Regions from separate parts of the Homo sapiens genome. Here region 2 is linked to region 1. Evidence: read pairs that join two places in POLR2A ChIA-PET (ENCODE). Cell type or tissue: GM12878. All regions are shown on one strand.

The links. ChIA-PET counts read pairs that join two places held together with the same protein. Peaks named below come from ENCODE experiments on the same cell type or tissue, not always from the same donor. Only the 100,000 strongest peaks of a DNase experiment are listed, where the experiment ranks them.
Region 2: POLR2A ChIA-PET joins it to region 1 with 6 read pairs; 4 of 35 experiments call an interaction of 5 or more read pairs at or near these places.

What each region holds. Positions count from the first base shown.
Region 1 is chr3:196,182,279-196,184,778 of GRCh38, forward strand. No RefSeq gene overlaps it. Among named protein-coding and RNA genes, the nearest start is that of ZDHHC19, 28 kb to the right of the region's middle. RefSeq lists a cis regulatory region at 1-30 and an enhancer at 1,148-1,237. In GM12878, no CTCF peak of the experiment used is centred here; a DNase peak (open chromatin) is centred at 1,403; H3K27ac peaks cover 2,290 bases.
Region 2 is chr3:196,439,177-196,441,676 of GRCh38, forward strand. No RefSeq gene overlaps it. Among named protein-coding and RNA genes, the nearest start is that of UBXN7, 8.0 kb to the left of the region's middle. RefSeq lists a silencer at 1,115-1,194. In GM12878, no CTCF peak of the experiment used is centred here; DNase peaks (open chromatin) are centred at 1,045, 1,725 and 2,406; H3K4me3 peaks cover 728 bases; H3K27ac peaks cover 2,374 bases.

The sequences.
Region 1 (2,500 bases):
CTTTCAGGGGTCTGGATGCCATCTTTAACTGCCTTAGTCTGGTGGCCTGAGCAGCTTACCTGAGCCTCAGCTTCTTTTTTCTTTTTCTTTCCTTTTTTTTTTTTTTTTTTGTTTGTTTGTTTATTTGTTTCTTGTTTTTTCTGACAGGATTTCACGCCATCGGGCAGGCTGGAGTGCAGTGGTGCAATCACAGCTCACTGTAGCCTCAACTTCCAGAGCTCAGGTGAGCCTCCCACCTCAGCCTCCTGAGTAGCTGGGACTCCAGGCACGCACTCAATGCCTGGCTAATTTTTGTGTTTTTGGTAGAGATGGGGTTTCTCCATGTTGTCCAGCCTGGCCTCAAACTCCTGGGCTCAAGTGATCCGCCCACCTTGACTTCTCAACATGCTAAGATTACAGGTGGGATCCTACCAGGTGGGGCAGGAGTAATCAACCCTACTAGACAGATGGGGAAAATGAGAGGCCGGGCGCAGTGGCTCACATCTGTAATCCCAGCACTTTGGGAGGCCAAGGCAGGCAGATCACTTGAGGCCAAGAGTTCGAGACCAGCCTGGCCAACATGGCAAAACCCCATCTCTACTAAAATACAAAAATTAGCTGGGCATGGTCGTGGGCACCTGTAATCCCAGCTACTCGGGAGGCCGAGGCAGGAGAATTGCTTGAGCCCGGGAGGCAGAGGTTGCAGTGAGCCGAGATCGCACCACTACACACTCTAGTCTGGATGACAGAGCGAGACTTAGCCTCAAAACAAACAAACAAACAAGTGCACCTTTGTTAGTTTTATTTGAACCAATGTTTACATCTCTGGCAACCACAGGCTCATATGAAACTTCATGCTATTAAACTTTATGGGTGACATGGCCAGGCACGGTGGCTCACGCCTGTAACCCCAGCACTTTGGGAGGCCGAGGCAGGTGGATCACGAGGTCAGGAGATCGAGACCATCCTGGCTAATACGGTGAAACCCCGTCTCTACTAAAAATACAAAAATTAGCTGGGCGTGGTAGCACATGCCTGTAGTCCCAGCTACTTGGGAGGCTGAGGCAGGAGAATGGCGTGAACCCAGGAGGCGGAGGTTGCAGTGAGCCGAGATCATGCCACTGCACTCCAGCCTAGGCGACAGGGCGAGACTCTGTCTCAAAAAAAAAAAAAAAATTTATGGGTGACAATAGAACAAAGGCAGAGGGACAGGACAGAACAATGAGTCACTCCAACACACCCTGTGTGTTCTAAAAGAGGCCCCGGGACAAACACCTGCCTCAGTAGGAAGGTCCAGCATTCGTGGCGGTGTGTGCTGGGCGGTTGTGGTGAGGACTGTGTCTGTGTCTGGGCGGGTGTGTGTAGTTGTGGAGTTTATAGCTTTCCTTTGACTCAAATCCTTCTTCCCTATCACCGGCTTACATGTTAGAGGCCTGTAACAGGAGACCAGTTCCAGGCCAACCTGTGGTTAAAAGAACCTCAGCCTGTGAGCAAATGTTACTCCTCCTCCGCACTCGAGGACCCTGTGGCAGCCCAGCCTGTCAGGCCTCTGCAGACATGAGTTGGCCTGGTTCTCCCTGCTGCCATCCCTCACCCGCCAATCCCCAATCAGTCTTCACTGTATAAACAAGTGCTTCACTGAACAGCCCAGCGCATCTGCGAAAGATCCAACACGCAGCCCTTCTCGTTCCTTTGAGTGGATCCATTTGAAAAGCTCCTGTCTCCTGGCTGGGTGTGGTGGCTCACGCCTGTAATCCCAGCACTTTGGGAGGCCGAGGCGGGTGGATCACGAGGTCAGGAGTTTGAGACCAGCCTGGCCAACATGGCGAAACCCCGTCTCTACTAAAAATACAAAAATTAGCCAGGCGTGGTGGCGGGTGCCTGTAATCCCAGCTACTCAGGAGACTGAGGCAAAAGAATGGCTTGAACCCGGGAGGCGGAGGTTGCAGTGAGCCGAGATTGAGCCACTGCACTCCAGCCTGGGCGACAGAGCAAGACACCATCAAAAACAAAACAAAACAAAACAAAACAAAACAAAAATCTCCTGTCTCTAGGACCAGGCACAATGGCCTAGGCCTGTAATTCCAGCACTTTGGGAGGTCAAAGTGGAAGGATTGCTTGAGGCCAGGAGTTCAAGACTGGCCTGGGCAACATGATGAAAACCCCCTCTCTACAAAAAAATTAAAATTAAACAAATCAGTTGGGCAGGGTGGTGCACCTGTAGTCCTAGTTGCTCTGGAGGCTGAGACAGGAGGATGGCTTGAGCCTGGGAGGTGGAGGCTGCAGGGAGCCATGGTCTCTCCTTCACATTCCGGCCTGGGAGCAAGCCCTTCATCTCTAAAATAATAATAATAATAAAATAAATAAATAAATAAATAAATAAATAAATAAATAAACTGTCTCCAAATCCTTCCATTCTAGTCCAGGCCTCTTTTGAGTTAGCTCTATTTTTTCCTAATACTCATTAAATAAATGCTTAACTATTAAAATAGAAAGTCCTCTGGGCGGGGAATGGGGTGGG
Region 2 (2,500 bases), 260 kb after region 1:
CTTGGGTGGGGGGGGGCGGGCGGTTGGCACGTGCCTGTAATGCCAGCTCCTTGGGAGGCTGAGGCAGGAGAATCGCTTGAGCCCGGGGGACAGAAGTTGTAATGAGCCGAGACTGAGCCACTGTACTCTAGCCTGGGTGACAGGAACAAGACTCTGTCTCAAAAAAAAAATTATTATAAAGGTGTAGTAACTAAGACTACTCACACTGTGTGGTATTGATAGGGAGTGAACAAATCCAGTACAGAATAGAGAGTCCACAAACAGACACGAATATATACAGACAGTGCGGCAGAAGTGGCATGACTAACCAATGGAGGAAGGGATGCACTGTGACCCAGGGTTCCAATCCCAAATCGGATACAAAAATACATTATATATTTCTGAAAGATTTAAATGAGAATAACAAAACTTGACAACTTTCTTTTTTTTGGTGGGGGGGTTGAGGGGACGGAATTTGGCTCTCGTCGCCCAGGCTGGAGTGCAGCGGCGCAGTCTCAGCTCACCACAACCTCCGCCTCCTGGGTTCAAGTGATTCTCCCGCCTCAGCTTCCTGAGTAGCTGGGATTACAGACACGCGCCACTATGCCTGGCTAATTTTGTATTTTTAGCAGAGACAGGTTTCTCCATGTTGGCCAGACTGGTCTTGAACTCCCAACCTCAGGTGATCCCCGCCCACCTCGGCCTCCCAAAGTGCCGGGATTACAGGCATGAGCCACTGCACCTGGCTGAAACTTGACAACTTTCACAAGAAAATATAGGGGCTTATTCTAGTGATTTCTAATAGAACTGCTTTGCACAACTTAAAGGGGATGCCGTCCACTCTGCATCCCAGGAAATGCCATCCACACAACACAACATAACTGGACAGCCTTGAAGTTGTGGATCATGAAAGTCCAGCTTGAGGAAGGGGAAGATTTTATAAAGAAGACACGAAATCAGAAACCATAAGGGCAATGACTAATAAAGTTGACTTCATTAAAATTAGAAACATCTGTTGGCCAGGCACAGTGGTTCACTCCTGTTATCACAGCACTTTGGAAGGCTGAGGCAGGCGGGTCCCTTGAGGCCTAGAGTTTGAGAGCAGCCTGGCCAACATGGTGAAACCCCGTCTCTACCAAAAATGCAAAAACTAGCTGGGCATGGTAGCACATACCTGTAGTCCCAGCTACTCAGGAGGCTGAGGCATGAGAATCACTAGAACCTGGGAGGCAGAGGTTGCAGTGAACTGAGATCTCGCCGCTGCACTCCAGCCTGGGCAACGGAGTGAGACTGTCTCAAAAAAAAATTAAAAAAAGAAACATCTGTAATGTAAGAAGTGAAACTGGGATTTGAACCCAGACAAAATGAATTGACAGAAAGTTTGGGGAGGTGATGTGCATAGCAATTAGTATTTTAAAAAAAAGTTCAAAGAATAAAAATATTTCAGTTATTTTTCAGCACTTCTCAGGTGGGCCAATATCGCTACCACCAAAAAGACATATTATATTGTGGGACAGGCATTAAGTTGTTTAGGGTATTGGATGTTATGTCGGGAAAACGAAATTTAGCTAGCTTAAATAGCAAGGTGAGCTAGGGTAGGGCCTGTGTTGGGTACCACAGGGCTCCAGCTCTGCCTCTGATTCTCTTGACTTTCCCAGGACTGTCTGAGCTTTGTTCTAGGCTGGTAGCAAGACAGCTGCAGTAGTCTGAAGCATCACATTCAGGTACAGTGACATGCAAAGGAAGAAGCATCAGCTCATCTCTTCTGTGAGAAAGGACACATTTCCTAGAAGTCTCCTGGGAGAGACATTCCTTCAAAATTCGTCTGAATTGAGTCTGAATTGAGTCACAATTCTGTTCCTAAACCAGTCTCTGCCAAGGGATGTGAGATAAACATAACTGGTGTAGTAAAGCATATGGCTTTGTGGAGGAAGGTGGATACCTCCCCAAAGTTTGGTGCTTTTAAGGAGAAAGAAGGAGGGGAATGAATGTTAATTAGGCAATTAACAAAATCTGCTCCATTCATGAAGCTTCACTATGAGCACCGTGAAACATTCCCACACTTCCCTTCGTTCTGATTCCACCTTTACCTAGAATCTTTCTGATTGACACTTAACTTTTCCAGATTTCTTGATACTAGGAAAGTACTGAATGAGTCTGTCAGTCACTGAAAACATCTATCTCTCACTATTAAATTTAAAAATTGATATTTTGGTTTAGGGTTAGGGTTTTCTGTTCCTACGATTTTTGCTATTTCTAGAATGTTATGTAAATGGAGTCAAACAGAATGCAGTAGCCTTTCGAGTCTGGCTTCTTACACTTAGCATAATGCATTTAAAGTTCCTCATGGCGGTGTCTGCGTCTGTATCTTTTTCCTTTTCATTGCTGAGTATCAGTCCATCATAAGGATGCATCCCAGTCTGTCTATCCATTCCCCAGTTGAAGGGCATTTGGGTTATCTCGTTAGGGGCAATTATGAATAAAGCTACTATAAACTCATGTACAAGTTTCTGTATGAACA